Regions from separate parts of the Mus musculus genome. Here region 1 is linked to region 2. Evidence: chromatin loops called from intact Hi-C (ENCODE). Cell type or tissue: left cerebral cortex. All regions are shown on one strand. Links, peaks and the distances in the headings refer to the core of each region. The heading gives the core; the rest is flanking DNA.

The links. Peaks named below come from ENCODE experiments on the same cell type or tissue, not always from the same donor. Only the 100,000 strongest peaks of a DNase experiment are listed, where the experiment ranks them.
Region 1: a loop joins it to region 2, with 7 times the contacts of the local background. A loop is called at or near these places in 1 of 42 quality-filtered maps.

Annotation. Positions count from the first base shown.
Region 1 is chr17:87,466,619-87,482,134 of GRCm38, reverse strand. Gm30938 (a long non-coding RNA gene) reads left to right here and starts at 7,567. Exons shown (of 4, transcript XR_385891.4): 1 at 7,567-8,459; 2 at 9,376-9,468; 3 at 10,344-10,438. In left cerebral cortex, for the core only: no CTCF peak of the experiment used is centred there; DNase peaks (open chromatin) are centred at 6,580, 7,138, 8,124 and 8,404; H3K4me3 peaks cover 1,259 bases; H3K27ac peaks cover 2,925 bases.
Region 2 is chr17:87,367,340-87,372,339 of GRCm38, reverse strand. It overlaps Ttc7 (tetratricopeptide repeat domain 7), which reads right to left. Exons shown (of 20, transcript NM_028639.3): 19 at 1,679-1,881. It overlaps LOC102632541 (a long non-coding RNA gene), which reads left to right. Exons shown (of 3, transcript XR_003952232.1): 2 at 438-1,632. Among named protein-coding and RNA genes, the nearest start is that of Stpg4, 58 kb to the left of the region's middle. In left cerebral cortex, for the core only: a CTCF peak has its summit at 2,935 (motif pointing left); DNase peaks (open chromatin) are centred at 2,860 and 4,573; H3K27ac peaks cover 4,230 bases.

The DNA of each region.
Region 1 (15,516 bases), core at 6,119-11,118, 100 kb before region 2:
AGGTTCTTTTAAGCTGAGACCTGTTCTACCTTGCAGCACCTTAATAGGGAGGGAAGCCCTCTCCAGGATGGAGGCACCCACATCTGAATGCACCCTTCTCTACTTCTCTTCTGTGAGAATGTCCCGGAGACTAGGATAGCCTGGGCCCACTCTTCCTCTGCAGCTTACTTGATCCCACAGTGGCTTCTGAGAATGCTGCTCTCTCTCCTGACTGGCTACCCTCCACCCAACCAATCCAGATGTCTGCCCAGGCCTGTCACTGTTCCCTGCTGACTTCACAACCTCCACTAGTTTCTGGTGCCCTTCTGCAGTTCTGGGGCAGGGATTGAGGACCGAGGGACTTTTCTGGTAACACAGTGTGAGCTCAGAAGGAGGGCAGTTAACTGGAAAACTGTAGAATGCTGAAAAGCTACCCCGCTAGTGTACCAGAAAGACCCTCTGTGCAAGAGGGACAGTCGTGGCTTACAACTTGGCCACTGCAGTCACAGGTGTTGGCTAGAAACCTGGAAGTCCAAGATGGATCCCCACACGGCACCCACTCACTTCCATTCGGGTTTATCTACCTACCTGTCGCCCCAGCGGTATCTAAACCTGGGACCAGTCTCAAGCTAGTCAGAACATACCACAAAATATCAGTCTTTGAGGCAGAGGAGCGTCTGAGTGTTTTAGTCATACAGAAATTAGTTTATTTTATTATTTTACTTTTTGTTTAAGACAAGATGTAGCTCTGGCTGTCCTGGAACTATGTAGAGCAGGTTGGCCTCAAATTCACAGCGATTCACCTTCCTCTGCCTCCCAAGTGCTGGGATTAAAGGTATATACCACTACACCAGGTATTTATACATATACGTGTGTGTGTGTGTGTGTGTGTGTGTGTGTGTGTGTGTGTGTGTGTGTACGTACATAGAGAGGCTCTGTGATTTAGGCAGGTCACACAGCCTGTAAGTAGGTTATGGAGACTGAATCCAAACCCAGTGGAGCCCCGAAGCCCACATTCTAGCTTGATTTCTGTTCACTCATAGCAGAGAGAAGGGTGTCCTTCCTTTTTGAAAGGCTTTATTGATTCATAACCAGCAGATAGTGAGATACACATATTTAAAGAACACAGTTTAATGGGTTCAGGCATATAAATCACCCATGAAACCATTTCTGCAATCAAGATAATGAATGTGTCCATCACCCCCGAAGCTTCCTGTGTCCTTGGTCACCCACCCTGCACTGTCCGCCTCATTCTGTTCCTAGACAAGCAATTGTCTGCTTTCTGACATTACAGGTTCATTTGCATTTTAGAGTTTTATATATGGAAGTAGACAGCATGTATTCTTTTCCTTTTTTTCTTTAAGTCAGCACAATTATTTTGAAGTTTGCCCCTGTTGCAGCGACATGTAATAATAGCTCATTCCAAATACTAAAAACGTGTCTCTCCGTTAACATTTGTATTGCTTACAATATTTGACCGTTACAAATAAGCTCACTATGAGCCTCCAAGTATGAGTCTTCCACACAGACATGTTCTCCCTTTCTTAGGAAGAGAGAAAATCTGGGTCATGTAGCTCAAATGTGTTCAACTTTATGAGAAATGGCCAGACTATTTAGCAAAGTGGTTGGACCTTTCTACGTCTCCAGCTATAGCATACAAGATGTTCAGTCACTCCCCAAATCTTTGATATAGAATTTAATTTTAGCCATTTTGGTAGGTTCACAGTAGCTTCTCATTAGCTTTTAATTTGCATTTTTTGTATCTAATGACTAGCTATGCAAAGGTCCTTTTGCGTGTCTATTTGCTGTCTTTGAACCCTACAGGAGATATTTGCCAAAAACTTTGGCTCAATTTTTAAAAACTGAGGTATTTTTCTTTTATTTTTAGTTTTGTTTATCATACTCATTCTTGTCGGGGTGTGTGCTCAGGTGTGTGTGCACATGTGTATGTCATGTGTGTGCCACCAATGCCACAGTGTGGGGGTAACGTAATGGTCAAAGGACAGCTCCTAGAGTAGTTCTCTTTTCCATGTGAGACCCCGTGGGCTCCGTGCATCCAGCTCGGATTGTAAAGCTTACATAGGAAATGCTTTACCCTCTGAGCCGTCCCACTAGATCAAAATTGGGTTACTTTTCTTATTGTTGAGTTGTAAGAACTCTTTATATATTCTAAGTTTTTTGTCAGTTTTCTAAGTTTTCTCATCTCTTTCACTTTTGAGTCTTTTGATGAACCAAGGTTTCCCTTTTTTTCTTTTCTTTTAAATTGAGGTGGGGTCTCTGCCTGTCCCTGACTGGCACAGAACTTTCTACACATACCAGACTGGCTTCAGAGTTGCAAAGAACCTTCTGCCCTTTTCTCCTGATGCTGAAATTACAAACATGAACCACTGTACCTGAAAGACTTACAGTTTGGGTGAAGTCTAATATGCTGAGGGGGTGGGGGTGTCCACAGTCATGCTTTTTTTCTTGGCAAATAACAGAACAAAAGATATTCTGGAATAGACATGTGCGTGTCTGTGTGTGTGTGTATGTAAAATATAGGTATCATAAATTCCACTATTTTAATATTTTGTTGTTGTTGTTTTGGGTTTTTGAGACAGAGTCTCTCTATGTAGACCTGGCTGTCCTGGAACTCACTCTGTAGACTAGCCTGGCCTCGAACTCAGAGATCCCCCCTGCCTCTGCCTCTGAAGTGCTACAGTTAAAGACATGCACCACCACCTCCCAGACTATTTTAAACATTTTTAAGTGTGTAGTTCAGTGGCATTAAGTATGGTATCATCATTACACTAAGAGTTTTCCCCCAAATTCAAGGAGGCTAATATTTTATCTTATGTTGTTTTCATAGTTTCAACATTTACAGATCAATTCTAATGAATCCTTCTGTTTAGGATGAGCAGTGGTTGAGGTTCATGTTGCACATAGTCAAACACTTCTTTGCCATTTGTTGACAGGATCCACCCCTTTCGACTGACCTGTCTTGATACTTTGAGCAAATATCTATTGGCTGGGATTTTTTTTTGCTTGCTTTCTGAGTTTACTTTTAGCTCCAACCTTCTGATTTCCGTATATTGTTTTCCTAGATAGATTCCCTTCCTCTCTCTCTACAGACCTAGCTTCCCCTCCCTACTGGCAGACAAAGTCCCAGAATTTGTTAGTTTGTTTTGGGCTTGAGGCCAGGGTCTCCCTCTGTAGCTCATACTGGCCTAGAAGTCTCTATGTAGTCCAGGCTGGCCTTGAACTCTCTATCCTCTTGCTCCAATGTCCTGAGGGGTGGGATAACAGAGGCGCATTAGCACGCCCGGCTTGCATTCAGATTCTACTGAAAGCCCTGTCTATCCCTTAGGCTGCATTTAGCCTTGCTCCAGCCTGGGCTCTGTGCCCAGCACCTGAGCCCATCTGCAGCTGGCAGTCTGATGCGATCAGAGGCCTGGAGGGAGAGAGCTGCATATGGTCCGCTCAACCCTTCCAGGGCAGGCTTCCCCAGCGTCTCACTCAGGAAACTCTGATCCTGGAGACCACAGAGCCAGCCCTTAACGCATTGGGAGCCCAGTTTTGAATTTCGTTAGCTCCAGGCATGAGATTCGACAGAAAAAATAATATTGGTGCATGAGAAAGCTGAACAAAACCACACCCAGCCTTGTGGACCAATATTCTTCCACATGGAGAGAAAAGCTTTTGTAGCATGGCTACTCAGGGGTAGCGCAACAAAGTCCAGGTATCCTGTGTGATTTAAGAACTGAGCAGGGCCAGCTCTATTTAATCATTGTGGATAATGGAGACAGCCTAGAAGGAGCCTCAGAGTGACTTCCTCATGCCATTTAGACTCCTCTCCTGTCTAGAAGTGGGCAAGCAGTCCCTGAGTTGTCTGGGTGTGTTGCTGTCCTTTGTACCTGTCAGAGTGGATAAAGAGACTATCACTCCTAGCTTAGGCAATAGAATCTGGGCTATTTTTCTAGCCGAGCCATCAGTCATAAGTCGGCTTTTGCCTTTGTAGGCCTACAGACTCAATCAGGAGTTAGACAGTCCCGGAGTCAGGAAGTTGTTCTGAGATTGTCTTGTCTGGCTAATTCAAGGTGACCTCGTTAACACTAACTTCTAACCAAGTTTCCTACCATTGTCAGAGGAAGCCAAACACCTTTTCCAGGAAATGCATGGGGGCTGCATCAAATGACAGAGTGCCAGGCTGGATGGGTGAGGAAGGGGTGGGTGGGGCGTGGACGAGCGCCGTCGTAACTCACCAGACACTCGGCCGTGGGTCGTGTTCTAGAAGAAAATAGACCGAGTGTCATCTCTTTCCCAGCTCCCTCTTGGGAACAGGAATAAATCAAAGAGGCTTATGCTGGAGCTTGCCTCTGACGTTCTCGGGCTCCGGGGACGTTCTTCTCTTCACAGGCTGTCACTTCCCCGACAATAAGATGCTGTAAGTAGCAGCTGGGAGAAAGCCTCCATTTCTCTGGGAGGTAATGAGGGAGAAATCTGACGGAAAGGCTGCTCGTGTTAAAGAATTGTTTTTCAAAATAAACATGGTTTTTAAAGTCTTGCTATGGAGGCCAGGATAGCCTTGGACAGGATACATCCTCAACTAATATGAATTGTAATGTAGACATCTGATATATGCAACTCCTAAAGGGGTTGCAACCCAGTTTGAGAACCACTGGGTTAGACGGTAAAGTTCCCAATTCCCATGTAAAGGTCAGGCATGGTACTGTGTACCTACAATCCCGGAGCTGGGGAGGTGAGTAGTCAGGCATGGTACTGTGCACCTACAATCCCGGAGCTGGGGAGGTGAGTAGTCAGGCATGGTACTGTGCACCTACAATCCCGGAGCTGGGGAGCTGAGTAGTCAGGCAAGGTACTGTGCACCTACAATCCCGGAGCTGGGGAGGTGAGTAGTCAGGCATGGTACTGTGCACCTACAATCCCGGAGCTGGGGAGGTGAGTAGTCAGGCATGGTACTGTGCACCTACAATCCCGGAGCTGGGGAGCTGAGTAGTCAGGCATGGTACTGTGCACCTACAATCCCGGAGCTGGGGAGCTGAGTAGTCAGGCATGGTACTGTGTACCTACAATCCCGGAGCTGGGGAGGTGGAGTAGAAGGATTCCAGGGCTTGCTGGGCAGCCGGTCTAATCAAATGGACATGATTCTCTGCTTCCATATGCATATGCATCAGTGTGTGTGTGTGTGTGTGTGTGTGTGTGTGTGTGTGTGTGTACCTGCACACAGATGTACCTGCACACACAGGCACACACACTCTAAACAAATTAGTGGTTTTGCTTGGTTGGTTTGGTTTTTGCAGGGTTTCTCTATGTAGCCCTGGCTGTCCTGGAACTCACTCTGTAGACCAGGCTGGCCTCGAACTCAGAGATCTGCCTGCCTCTGCCTCCTGAGTGTTGGAGTTAGAGACATGCACCACCACTGCCCAGTGTATATTTTTTCTTTTTAATTTTTTTAATGAGATATTGTAACACCTGTCTCATCAGCATAGATATTTTTCCTCTTTAAAAATTTCTCTTTATTTACTTTGTGCTGTGAATGCTTTGTTTGAATAAAGGGGTGTACACTTTGCATGCCTGTGGGATCCCAAGAACGTGGATAATGATGGTCGTGAGCCATTATGTGGGTATTGGGAACCGAACCCAGGTCCTTTGCAAGAGCAACAAGTTTCTTGTTTGTGTTTGATTTTGGGGGCTTTCATTGTGTAGCTTAGACTGGCTTGGGACTTTCTACTTTGCTCAGAGTGGTGTCAAACTCTCAGCCTTCCTGCCTCAGGTTTAGATAGTTAGACCCAGATGACACTCAGCATTATGTGCCAGATACAGCGCTAAATACTTTACAGACATGGAGTCAGTTTAAGCTGAGCTCACTGTTTAGATGGTGCAAAGAACCCGGTTCAGGATAAGGCACACAGTAGATGCTTAATGAATGGTAGTAATGTCTTGGAGACATAAAAATGAGTCCCTTGCTTCTCTTGATCTCTTCTGTCCAAAAGAAACACCTCCGGAAGACAGGGCACATAGGCATTGGAATTAATTCCAAAATGTCAGTGAATGATCACCCAACTGAACCTGAGAGGGGCTGTTGATGTGGAAGGAAGGAAGGGAGGGAGGGAGGAAGGAAGGAAGGAAGGAAGGAAGGAAGGAAGGAAGGAAGGAAGGAAGGAAGTGCACAGAACCCTGTGGGTGAACTTGGTTAGCCTTATCTTAGTCACGCTGCATCAGCGGTAGGGAGGTACCCAGCAGGGTTTCTTGGGTCGACTGTGGATTTTGTGTACATTTGCTCTTTTAGGTCTAGTTGAGTGGGGATGAAAGATAAGATCGGAAAAAGCCAGGAAAATTCTGTTTCTGTGTCAACAAATTCGAAGAGCATCTGAGGCCTCAGAAAGGAAGTCTCTGGGCCTGGGTGGGGGGTGGGGCGTGGGGTGTGGGAGGACGCGTGTGGGGGTTGGGACAACTGTCTCCCATCTTTCCACCCTAGGGGACGCAGGGTGGGGGCCTTCCTGGTCTTACAGTACCGTACAGTCTAGCGATCTTGACGAGTTTGCAGCTGGCACACTTTGTCCTTCAGCTGCCTGCCTCCGCCCCCAAACTAAACTGAGCTTCTTATAAAAATATCCTGGTTTTCTGTTTTTATAACTTACAGTGTGCTTCTTCCAGGAAGCAAACACCTTCAAGGGCAATTACTGCAAGACCCAGGGAGATCTGTAAGCAAGGCAGTACTGAGCCAAGGGAGACATTTCCAAGAATCTGTATACCTCATCTCCAGAGCTCTTACTTCAAACCCAACTAACCAGAACAAACCCCTTCCCTGCCAAGCCCACTGGCCTGGGAACCAGGAGCCTCACAAAAACCCACTAAGAAGTCAGTGCTGTACTGACTTCTTAAATAATAGCTTCTTGTGTATACACCTGAGACACTACACACATACATACATATCCCCTGTACTGAGGATTGAACCCGAGGCTTCACACATGGCGGACAAGTGTTTTACTATGAAGCTGCGTTTCCAGCTGTGGCTGCTGGTGTCCCCCTCCCCCACTCACCCCGTAGCCAATATGGAATCTCCAGTTATTTTAACATTAAGTATCAAGCCCAGTTCGTGTAAGATTACAAAGGGCGAGTCTTCTGGAAGGCTATGTTGTACCTCCCAGACATGGAAGAACAGCTTTTAGAAGCAGGTTCTAAAAGAGTGTGCCTGGGGCCCATTCCGGGACAAACTGCGGCAAATTCTCACCCCTGGAATGAAATTTAAATGAGAAAGCATTGAGCTGACCTCAGTTCCGGTCATTAGTGCACGGACCGGACCGGACTGTGGGGTACTTCACCTGGGCCAAAGTAGTGGGATTAGAGAGAGAGAGAGAGAGGAGATGAGTGTTACACAAAAGAGTCCCAGAAATGATGACTCTAACTCCAGCCCAGAATGTAGGAAGGAAATAGAAGCAGGCTCAGGGTTTGGGTTACCAGGAAGTAGGCAGGAAAGAAAAAAAATCAAATCAGAGTTCCATCCCAGTCGGGTTAACAATCGGGTTGACCTGCCCCGCCCCGCCCTCCGTCCCACTCCCTCCTGATCCACGAGCTTAACCTCTCTGTTCTCAGGCTCCTATAGGCCATATAAAATGCTGTAGACTGTTTTTCTATCTCCCTCAAAAGCCACGGCCTTGACCTGTGAGAATACAGTGTTTGGCTCTTTGAAAGGCTGAGCGGAACGTGATGTGGGAAGAGCGTCAGAGACGCGCTTGAAGAACCGTGGTGAGAGGCAGGAGGAAGGGCGGCGCCGATGGCAAGTGCTACCCAGAGTGCCCGGCTATACACAGGCAGAGCTCCGGAATCTCCAGTCTCTCCCATGCTTTAGTCTCCTCCTTCACTGACATTACAGAGGCCATGTCCTCTGCGAGGTATCATCTGCCCAGGGACTCCTAGGCATAGAGACATCGGCTGTTCTGTTGTCACCTTGAATTCCTAGCTGGCAGTCTGCCTAGCGCTGGATTTGTCCTCGATCCATGCTCTCAGCTCTCATTCCTAGCCACCTCCCTAAGCCCACTTAGATTCCCAACCATCCTCGCTAGCACTTGATTACATATTGCCTGAATTGTTCCCCAGCCCACGGTGATCAGGGCCTCCTCCTCCCTGCCCGCCCACTCGCAACTCCCAGTGTGCTCAGCTTTCCACCTCCAGAAATCCCAGCTACTGCCATGCACTGTCAACGCCCTCCCTCCTCCCCACACACTTCATTCCCTTCCCTGTTAGCCTAGGCTTCACCAGCCAGCCCCTCAGCCTCCCAAACCATCTCCCCCTGCTAGGTCCCTTCGCCTCAGCCCCGCCCCTATGAGGCGGGACCCTAGCTCTCCCTCCACACCACAGCCCCCACCCTGACATCTGGGCTCCCAGGTTCAGGAGCTCTGCTGGAGAAAATCACAGCCCACGCAGATTGGCGCTACTACAAAGTCATCTGCAGCCTCAGCGGGCTGCTGAGCAGCCTGGTAAGCCGTCTCGGACTCCCTGGCAGCGAGTTCACCCTCTCCCATATTGGCTTTTCAGAGTATTTCTCACCCTTAAATCTCACCGGGAAAACAGAAAGGGGAGGGGGAAGCACTTGTTCCTCTGGCCCAGCAGGGAACGTATCTTCCTCCCTTTTGTAACCCCTGCTCCATATCTGGGAGAAGCCAGGGTCTCCTAATATGCCAGGTCCCACTGAGAGCCTCCCGCCTTGGCAACTCTGTCTGTTCCCTTCTCTCTTTATTCAGTCTCTCTCCATTTATCTCTGCTGTCTTTCTCCTGGGTATGTAAGTGCTGTCTTTCCAGAGCTGTGGCTTCCTTCCTAGACAAATTTCACTCTCAAGGCCTCGCAGGAACATAAAATGTGCAGAGCCTGAGAATGGCCCGAGAATGGTCTCCATTGTCCAGTCCGTGGTTACTTCCGGCCTCTGTTTTATTTGATCTGGCTGAAGATATGACTCCAGTGACCACTTTTCCTCTCTTGAATTTTCTTCTTCTCTTGACTCAGTGGAACGGCTTGTTCTCTGATGAAGGTTGACGTAGCCACCAGATGTCTCACCTCCTCTGTACCTTTCTGCCTTGCCTTGCTCTGTCTGGAGGGCTCCTCTGTTCTTGCCACCTCGTGGGGAAAGTCCTACTCACCGCCTAGGAATGTGCTGGGTGTTCCTTACCCTCCCGAAGTATTCTAGATCAAACATCCCGAGCGTGTTGACATCTTCTCCCTTAATGCCCAGGATTAAAATCCCCTATTAATCTGGGCTTGATAGTATATGCCTGTAATCCCAACCCTGCAGAGTCTGAGACAGGAAGATCATGAGTTCAAAGCCAGTACAGGATATATAGTAGAAACCTTTCTTCAAAAACAAAAATTATATATTTTTGTGTCTGTCCATCCATTAGCTCTCACAGGCTGGGAGCTGGGCATTTTATTCTCCATGTGATTGATGCCGGCACAACTTGGCACACAATGCGCCCGCCATTCATGGTGACTGAGTAAGTGACATCATCCCAAGTCTCCAACTAGGCTACTCTAGGGTAGTGGTGTAATTAGTCTCTCAGAGGGCTTTTGTACAATTGATTGATTGATTGATTGATTGATTTTGTGTGTGTGTGTGTGTGTGTGTCTGTGTGTCTGTGAGACAGAAAGAGACAGAGACTGAGACAGACAGAGACAGAGAGATGCATGGCACTCAAAGGACAAGAGTCAGTTCTCTTTCTACCTTGTGGACCCCAGAGAGGGAACAATGCTTTTGCTAAGGGAGTCATCTTGCAGGCCCCCTCTCCCCTTTCCATTGTGATAAAACCCACATTTATCATTTTGGCCAGTTTAAAGTGTGGAGCCCAGGAGATACCTGCTGTTTCAAATGGCATATAACTATCACTGCTTCTCAGTTACAGACATTGGTTGGTTGGTTGGTTGGTTGGTTGGTTGGTTGGTTAGTTGGTTCTTTTGAGACAGGATCCGCACTGGCCTTGATCTTGAGATCTTGATTCAGGGTGTGCACCACTTCACATGATCACCAGCTTACGTTTTAAGAGTTAACTACTGTGCCTAAGAAATCCATGGAATAAAAATACTTCTAACCTGTAAACCACTGGCCCAAAGGCAGACACTTCCTGAATTCCGGGGGTGGAGGGGGTATTGTTCATGTTTTCACTCCCCTAAACAAGTTTGTTTGACCCAACTGCACCAACCAGATGTGCTTGGTCACATGTAGACAGGAGGTACCGAGGCAGGAAATATGTTAGGATGCGTGCTTGTCCCGGATTGGCCCTGATGGAAAACTATGGCAGTCTAATGGATTTGCCCTTTTGTTGTGAATGGCCCTGGTGATGCCTGTATTTTGATGTTAATTCTGCTTTCTCAGGAAGGGTTGTCTGGACCAAACGGATGAGTCGCATACTCAGGTGACTTCTTGTGAACTCCACCCCACCCCCAATGAATAAAGGGACCAATCACTGGGTGAGTAGGCAGGACTTCTGGGTTGGATGGAGGAAGAGAGGAAGCAGGAGAGAGTTAGGGGCTTTTTGGACAGGGATAGTGACAGGGATAGTGACAGGGATAGTGACAGGGATAGTGACAGGGTTAGTGACAGGGATAGTGACAGGGATAGTGACAGGGATAGTGATAGTGTCTCCTGGCTTATACGGTAAATCCACTGAGGATTTAGATTTATTATGACTTACAAGATTAGGATTCTAGTATCTGTGGAACCGGTCTTTCTCTTGTGATTCTCAGGCTTAACATACACCCAAGCTCAACATTTTAAATGGTCCCACATGGAGATCTTCTATCCACTAAGACTTATTTTATTTGGTGTGTATGTATGTATTTGTGTCTATTTGCATGTATGAGCATCATGTAGATACTGGCCCCTACAGAAGCCAGAGAGGGTATTGAATGCCTGGGTGCTAGAGTTTGTGATAGCTGTGAGCCACCTGTTAAGGATGCTGGGGTCTGAACCCCTGTCTTCTGAAGCCATATGCTTAAAGAAACAAAAGGCAGCCAGCATTCCCCCTCAGTGTAAGCCCTGGGGCAGTCAGGCAACAGCAGCCACCCTTCTCTCCCCACCCCCAGTGCAGCCAGTTCTCCCTCCAGCATCGCTATCTCCTGTCTTTTGGAGAAAGCAGAGAATTAATGTCCTTGAAGTGATAAGACCCCCACCCTTAGGCTCTGGGAAAGAGACAACCGAGCGTTCCCAGCAGTCAAAAACAGCTACAGCCAGCTCGCAACAACAGGAAAGACCGCACTGGCCGGCCACTGATAACAGAACGAGTTACTCCTTTCCAGGTCAAAGAGGGCCTTTTCTAGATATACGGTCTCTCTTTTTTGTCTGGGAAAAAAAAACAAAAAACAAAAAACAAAAAACAAAACGCTATCAGTTCTTGAAGGCCCCAGCTTGTTTGTGCATTTCCCCTATATAAACCCTAAGCCCCTAGACCTGAGCATTGCATTCCTAATCGGTCTTGCGGGGAGGATTGTGTTTCAAGTCTGAACTCTAATGTGCCTACATTGGCCTTGTGGTCTCTGGCGGTCTCCTGGGGGTCTCCAGGACTGAGCAGATCATGCTCTGAACTGCAGTGACACCTCTGTACACATTGTCATTCTCCACCTCCTCGTTCCTCATCCTCTGCCTTTCTGTTCCTGAAGTTGCATGTGATGGGGGTGGGGCGGGGTGGGGCAGGGCGGGGCGGGGCGGGGCTCCTAACCCTTGGCCTTGAATTCCTGTTTTCATGATCCATTTACACTTTGGCATCTACCAGTATTTGCTTCTCTCTATAATCAATAGTCCACTGAATGGCCATTGTCACTCACTGATTCCTTGATGGACATTTAGGTTGTTCATTCTTTTCCGCCGTTGTGGATGATGTAGACATCGACATTTGTAAACAAGTTTGTTTAACCGCTTTCAGTTCTCTTAGGTTTTATACCCAGCAATGGAGTTGTCAGAGTGTGGAGATTTATTTATGTGTTATTTATGGAGGGACGCAAAGCTGCCTTCCATAGTGACTGTGCTGGGTTAACTGTATCCTACATTTTCCATTTACTTCTCTGCTTCATTGAGAACATTTCTTATTGTCCATTTTCCTCTGAGTGTAGGCCTCCCAGCATGACCAGTAGATGCATTTTGAGGTGCGCACTTAGCGTAAAACATTCCTGTCTGTAAATGTCTTACTGCACCTTAGGAGGTGGCTCCCTGTAGCTGTTTATCACAGTTTGCTCTGACCCAGATAATAGCTGACTGGACTAAGGCCGCATTTTGGAATCTATATTTGAGAAGGATGATAGGTAGACCTGGTTCACACAGCAGAGGGGTGGTGGGAGAGGTGGGTGTAGTTCCCATAGCTGAAACATGAATTTTATAGTTGCAAATGTATGGTTTGGGTTTCACTATACAGCCCTGGAACTCAGTATGTAGATCAGGTTGGACTGTAACTCAGCGAGACAGATCTGCCTGCCCCTGCAGCTTGAGTGCTGGGACTGAAGGTGTGAGCCCACCAGCATCCGGATTTGTTATCTTTTTAAAAGATTATCTTTGGTGAGCACGCAGAGAAATAAGTTTTGCTCTGACATTTCGTACACAGATATGGTTGATCACACTGTGCCGAGAACTTTCTAAGTCTCCCACAACGGCTAAGTTCCTGGCTTCAGTCTTTGCTTGGACTGAGCTGCACTGCCGTCTCAGGCCCCATACCTTTTCCTTTTAGCCTACCGTGGTTGTGCCTTTCAGTAGAATTTTTCTTGCCAATGTGTAGAACCCAGGGCAACAGCCAGTCTCTGTCACTCTCACAACCAACGTAAGCTTCAGACTGTTAAACAAACCGAAGCACAAAACCTCGGAGTGACTCTCATTTCTCTTCCCCTAAAACTCCCTTGGTGTGACTTTAATGACCTTGTCCCTGTCTATTTCCCCAGTGGAATTTGGAGGCAAATTTTGTGTCAAGGTCAGTCAGTACTGGTGCTGAATCCTCAAGGGTGGGCAGCCAGCTCTTGCTGCCACCTTGATGTGACTCTTGATGTTTGTCCTGGTCTTTCCCTTCCTAATAACAGAACGATTCTAGTCAGCTCACAGGTGTCACGCTTTGTTGTGTTGCCTGTCACTGGTAATCCTCGCTCTCTCTTTCTCGATCTCTCTGTCTGTCTCTGTCTCTGTCTCTGTCTCTGTCTCTCTATCTCTCTCTGTCTCTGTCTTTCTGTCTCTGTCTCTGTCTCTCTCTCTCTGTCTCTCTCTCCCTCTCTCTCTCACGTGCACACACACAAAGCTCTGCGGTTCACCCAGGCCACACACAGTATGGAGAAAGAACCTTCAGCTGAGATTTCTGAGAACAGCATTCTGCTTGCATTCCTGCCGCTGGCTTCACTCTGTATTGCTGAGCGAGTCATGAGACTGGTTTCCCATCTGTGGAAGTAGAAGAGAAAAATAATACTCTCCCTGCTTGCACAGAGAGGCAAGTTAAAATTAGGTCATGGATGTGAACATTCTGTAAAGAAAAAAAATATATATATATATATTGCTGCATCCATAAAAACAAAGCGGTGAGCTCCTGCTTCCACGCTCCAAGTTCAAATCGCTTGCTCAGTAACGACTGGGGCTTAGCTCTTCCTGCTTTCAAGGATGAATCTGTCTGTTCCCCCGCTTTTCTTAAGCCTTGATAAACACTTTTAAAAATTGCAAACAAGGGCTGGTGAGATGGCTCAGTGGGTAAGAGCACCCGACTGCTCTTCTGAAGGTCCAGAGTTCAAATCCCAGCAACCACATGGTGGCTCACAACCATCCACAACAAGATCCTCTTCTGGAGTGTCTGAAGACAGCTACAGTGTACTTACATATATTAATAAATAAATCTTTAAAAAAATTGCAAACAAGTAAAACAGGAAACAACAGTGGTAAGATAGCTCAGTGGTTAAAGAGTACTGGCTGCTGCTCTTCCAGAGGATCCAGGTTCAGTTCCCAGCACCCACAAGGCAGATCACACCTGTTTGTAACTCCGGTTCCGGGGCTTCTGACACCCTCAACCTGATATACAGGCAGACAAAACACCAGTGCACTTAAGATAAAGACAAATTAACAGGGCTTCTCTTTGTATCCCTCCTTGCAGCTTGCTATGTAGATCAGAGTGACCTCAATTCACTACGTAGTCAAGGGTCAGCTTGAACTCTGATACGCCTGCCTTATATTCTCTAGCGCTATAATTTAGAATTATAAACATATGTTACTCATGTTTCCAAACTTGTTACACAGTGCACTGAAGGGAAGGCTTTGACAGTTTCTCACGTTCGTGACCCACGTCTAGAGATTGTGACATATTTGGTCTGATCTGTAGACTGAACTTTGAGTGTTTTTTAAAATGCCCCCTTAACGATTCAAATATACAAATCTGGGAATTATGACCTTTAAGGCTCATTTTTAAACAAACTTTGGTTCTCTCTAATTTTAGGTGACTTCTCAGCTAGGCTTGCCCTTGTGTTCTTTCCCTTAGATGCTGTGTCAGGAGACTACAGGAAGGAGGTGAAGCTGGAAAGCTTTCTTCCTACTGTGACTGCCTTGATCCCCATTAGCGGAGTTGAAATCTCTGCTCTAAGTGCAGGGAAGCCATTAATGGAAGCTTCGTAGATTTGCATCCATGTTTCTTGTTCTTCTGGGTGTTTCCTCCCTAGCTAGATCAGGGTCTCCCTCTATCCTTCCCCAACCCTACGCAGAAGCCCTCTGGCTGTGCCCGACAGGCCACGCAGGTTTGACTTCCTGCTATCGTCACTTCTTTATGTGCAAAATCTCTCTGTGTCCACGTACGTTACATCTATGTCTGAATCCAGGCAGGCTGGAGTTGCTCCGGCTGCCCAGTCTGCGACATCTCATTATTCAGACCCTGTCCAACCTGATAAAGCCATTTTGGACTTCTGTGTTTAGTTAGTCCTGCCTGAGTTGGGTCCAGATTGGATCTGCTGTTGACTGAGGAGTATTAAGCAAACCTTACCAGCAACCCTTCATTGGCTCTGGCTGACATCATGTTGGCTATCATCAGGAGCCTGGGTGCCCACTGTCCTAAGAAAATATATAGCTTTAAATCTGCAAGACGTGTGAATGCCTAAAGTAAAAACATGGGCTGCTGTTGCCCTAGGACACAGTACCGTACCGTTCAGGAGAAGTCGCTGTCTGTCATCTGCCCTGGCCATCTCTAAAAACCAGCAGATTTCCAAGGATAGGAGCAGAGACAGCAGAAGAATAAATAATACTTTCAGTCCAACAAGTATTACAGAGGCCTGAGCTTCTTCAGGCCATGTGGTGCCTCTGACAATCCTCATTGCCTCTCTCCTACGTGTCAATCCTTCCCCTTCCACTGGCCAGAGCCGCATCAGTCCCAACTGAGAGTAGGAGCCCGGACTAGCCCAGAACATCAATAACGGGCCCAGATAATTCCCAGTCTGTAAGAAGAACTTATTCGCTGGGCAGTGGTGGCACACACCTTTAATCCCAGCACTCGGGAGGCAGAGGCAGGCGAATTTCTGAGTTCGAGGTCAGCCTGGTCTACAAAGTGAGT
Region 2 (5,000 bases), core at 1-5,000:
GGACCATTTTCAGTAACATCTGCAGGGAGCTACTCTGGACGGCTATTCGGTTACCATGGAAACCCATGGTTGGAAACTGCTTCAATTTCAAGAAAATAGCTACAAACAATAATAAGCATAAATGAAAAATGGTACGCTGTTACTTCAAAATTGTACTTGTTACTGGATTCTGTTGGGTTTGGGGGTTGAGGTCTCGGGCTCAGATCCACGAGGAATGGCGGCAGCCCAGTCCTCCTCAATAATCCAGACTTCTGGATGTGACCTCTAGTGAGGCATTAACCTGGAAAGCCAATGCTGAAATGCAGGAGGAAGGAGAAGGTGTGCCTTGTAAAACACCAAACACTAGCTGGGCTGACCCCAAGACAGGGGGAGCCATGGCAAGGGACAGACAAGGCTGTGTGACATTGTGGCCTATGATTTTTTTTTTTTTTTCTTAGCTGGGGCTCAGAATTCATACAACCTAAGAAGAGATCCGGCAGCAGGAATGGGAAGTGAGCAGGGAATCTTCGCTTGGTTCCGTTTTCAGGAACCAGTGGGTTACAAAGCAATAAAGACACTTCGGTCCAGCTTCTCCCTGGGCTCCCATCCTCTCAAGGGATTTCTGAGTGCGTGCCTGACCTCCTCAAACCCAACTTGAAACCCAGCTTCTATAGCTTCCTGTCAGAGGGGAATAAGATCTGGCAACGGAGACCGCCGCCCACATGGGACCCTGTGCTCCAACCCTGTGTTCTCCAGAGCCAGATGTTAGAGCTGCTGCAACAGCCATTCTCAACACTAAGGGGTATCCGATGTGAACCAAGACCTCTCCATGGTCCCACTGACTGTGGGTTCCTACGTGGCCCTTCAGTGACCACTCTGTCCTCATCTCTCTGTTCTCTGGAAGCAGCAAGGAAAACAGGGGTGAAAGGTCATCTGTAGAGTCTTACTCTGTCAGAGTAGGGAACACATTACTGCTTCCCTAACAAGAGACTCTTCACTGGATGAATAAGCACACTCAAGGTTCAGAGATAGGCTCACCTACCCATGACCACCCAAGGAAGAAGGTAGCTAGGTCAGGATAAGCGCTTCTCAACTACCAAACCTCCCCACTACGGGTGCCGGCGTGTCACTGTGTCCCTGGTATGCAAATCCTGTGTCCATGTCCCAGAACTGGGCCCAGGGGCTCTTCTCAATGTACACTCATGCCAGATTTGACATGGTTCACCTCTGAGACCCTTGAGTCCCACCAGGAAAGAGAACGCCCCTGGAAAGAAAGAGGCAGCCCAATGGCTGAGGAGAGGCTGAGGACCCTCATACAAGGCGATTTTTGGAACTGCGGAGAGTCTGGATTATCTCCCAGGGTAAGGCTTTAACGAGTGGCCATGGATCTTGAGAGCAGACCACATACAGAACTTCACAGCAACATGGAAGCCACAAAACAAACAAACAAACAAACAAACCCAAAAAACTCATCCCTTCCAGAGTTCTTCCTCCATCAGTGCAGACTCTGATGGGAGGGAAACAGCTCACGCCTACAAGACATATACAGATGTCTCTCATAGCAGAGCGGGCAGGAAATCACCTCCTAGAGATGCCCGGAAGCATCATCGACATCATCATCATCAGCAGCAGCAGCAGCAGGCACCTGCCGGGGTGAGGGGGATGAGAAGGGAGGTCTTGGGAGGGGAGAGTGGCTTACCAGGCTGTGCATGATGCGCACGCCGTCCGGGTTTACGGTGAGAGCCTCCTTGTACAGCTGCTTGGCCTCTTCGAAGCTGCCCTTCACCTCAGCTAGTCGGCCTCGCATGTAGAGTACCGAGTGAGAGGTGGGGAAGAGGCCAGCAGCCTCCTGGATGCAGAAACCCGCTTCCTTGAGTTGTCTCTGCTCCATGAACAGCTCAGCTGTGAGAGTAGAGGGGCAAAGTGTGAGTGGGGGGCGGGGAGTCACAGGCAGCGGCCCAGACCCTCATCCCTGAGCCAGGAAGTCAACAGAGGACACCACAGAGTCACAGCACAGGGCCACCTCTCTGGGAATTGTAAGGGTAACAGTGGGTACTGTCAGTCACCGCGCTGGGTACTTCACACAAACTGCTTTAGTCAATGCCACAGAAACCCTGAAGAAAGTACTTTTGCTATCCCACGTTAGAAACAGGAACAGCAGAGGGAACAAAGTAACTGACAGGGTCACAGTGTGTGTCAGGCTATCTGACGCTAGGTCCGGAGGGTGGGCAGGCGGTGGGGAATGGCTTGGCCCAGCTTGCTTGCATGTCTTTGACATGTTTCAGTGTCTGTCTGCTTCTCTAGACAGACGGCAGCGTGGCAACAGACCAGGTGACTCTCCTGGAGGTCTTTTTGTCTTGAGGCACATTAACCAAGGGGCTTACTGGGCCCTGGCATGCTCAGGATGAAATGGGAGTGTGCCTGAAGCCCAGGAGGAGCCATGCACTGTGAAGGACAGAGGCCAAGAGTTCCGGGGCCTCTGAGGAGGCCCACAGTAAAGACCAAGAGGTATCTGTGCCATGGGTAAAACCTGTATTTAGGGAGGCCGACTTGGGCAAACCCCAGCCTCACAAGCTGTTTTGTCTCATGAATTCTGACAAGCGGTCTTAGAGGGAGGCATATGTGTAATTAGGATCTTCCCTCTAAACAGCTAAGCTGAGGACTTGCCTCCCCTCCCCCATAGCTTCACTCTATAAAGTCTTCTCACACACACACACACACACACACACACACACACACACACACACACGCCTTTTGGCTAGCGGCAGCATCAGATTATCCCCGAGCTTTAGATCTACGGGAGGTGCAGTTTCTCCCATCTCAGGGCAGCCCACAGAACTGCGCATTTCAGCCCCATACTTCACAGGCGCTCGCCCACCACAGACACTTTTAGAAATGCTGCTCACTGGCCCACTCTGCCTTTCTTCCCAAGCAGCCCCCGGAGCTCGGCTGCCCCCTCCCGGAGCTGGTGCCCATGCGGAAGTCGCAGAAGGGTGGTAACACAGATGGGGGGCGCGCACACGCGCGGGAGGCCAGCAGAGTCTGGCTTGTGACTCTGCCAAGAGCTTTTCCTAGCACAGGCTGAACACTGAGGTTACCCCAGTTCAGAGCACGTCTGGGGTGGGGAAGGTAACAGACATTTCCAATGGAAACTCCCAAAAAGAGGTGGACAGAGCTGATTCTGGCATCCCTTCTGCCTGTCAGGAGGCCTCGACTGAAGTACAGAGTGGCAGGCGTTCTTAGCAGGAATGCTACCTAACATGCATTGTGTAATCCAATCAGTTGGCCTCATCCCACAACATCACAGAGAGCATTTGGAGCACTTTCATCTAACAGTGATAAGAAGCTGGGATAATCTGAGAAAACCAGAGGAACCAAACTATGGCTAGAGAGACAGGTCCCGTCCTTAGAGACAGAATAACACTGGAGAGGGCATCTTTGAGCCAGGGCCTCACAGGGCAGAGCTAGCCAGTGGTTAGGGGTTTGGCTGAGTCCATATCAGCTCTCCTGTTGAGCTGCCTCTGGGGCCTTTGAACAGGCTGCATTCATAGCTGACCGTATACTGCATAACCACTCAACACTGACCACGTGTCCCGTCTACCCATAAGGAGAGTGGACGAGGGAAGCGGCCAACTAAAGCCACTAAAACACCCAAGAGGTTCAGGGCAGGGAAACCACAGGCGCCATTTCTGGGTGTGGGCTGGGTCAGTGTCATAGTGGTCAGGAAGGGTTTCCTAGAGGAGCCCACATTTAAGCAGGCAGAGAGAAGAAAGGCCAGGCTGCAGCAGGCTCTCCTGTGGCAGGACCCCTGGGGTACGCTAGAGAGACGGTGCTTGGCGCAGGGTGGATGCCCACACCACACACGTACCAGCACCTGTGGTGGTGATGGTTCTCTGGACGGGAGCCCTGAGGATCCAAGGTCAGACTCTCAGTGCCTAGGTCTTTCTCACTTAGCAGCCCAAGCCAGGCTGGCCCGCGCGACCCTGTCATGGCTCATTAAGCTGTTTACAACTTGCTTTCCTGTCCTCCAAGTTCCCCAGGAGACCGTCCCTGGTCCCTGCCTTGGGTACTCCTCAGTATATTCACAGCAACAGATTTCAATTAGAGTGAGTGCTAGGGACCGTGGGGCTGAGGTCTTGGGGCTTTCTAAGGCCCAAAGCCTGGTTGAGAAGCCATTCAAAAAGAAACACTCCTTGAGAAGTGGGCTACCCTGCTCTCTGCTGGGTCTCTTTCTCACTTAGGCAGGAAGCCAAGGTGACACAGCCCAGAGTCAGAGTGGCAGGTCTCCTGAGGGCTCTGGCCATGCTGTGAACAGCTTCTTACACACAGGTCTAGACTCCTTGGCAAGGCCTCAGACGTGACAACAGCCACAGGGGTTCTGGGGGCTTCAGTGCAGCATGTGTCAAGAGCCTCAGTGACCATGGGCAGGTGCCTCAGCTATTGCCTGCTGTTTTACCAAACATGGTGCTCTTAGCCAGCCAGCCAGCCAGCCAGCCAGCCAGCCAGCTGCAACTGTGGCAGGAGCCTGGTGGCATGGTGCCCACCACTGCCTGGATCCTCTTCTTCCAGGCCTGGCTGCCAGGCCCAGCAAGGCCCATGGGACCCACGTGTTCCCCTGGCTAGGGCTGGATTAGTGCTCATCACTATGAGCACAGGTTTATCTGAGGGCAGCTAGCACATCTCCACGCTTCCATCCTCCCCCAGGTCCTCCCTCACTTTGCTCTTGTCTCAGTCCTCCCTGCCTGCCTCTCTATCTCCTCTTCATCCTGTCTCTGGTTTCCTTCCTCTCAGCTCCAAGGCTCTCTTTCCGCTCTGCTCTTTTCCCTCTGTGTCTTCTCTCTGTGGGGTAGAAATGGAAAACACCTGGTCCCTGGAGCTTTGCCAGAGTCCCTTTTATTCTTCTCGGAGACATCCTGGTCTAACCCTACACCCAGAGCTGGTTCCAGTGCCCTGACATTCCTGCCAAAACCAGGGCGGCTAGGCCCCAGGCTGGTGGCTGAGTTAACTCTCCAGGGCCCATT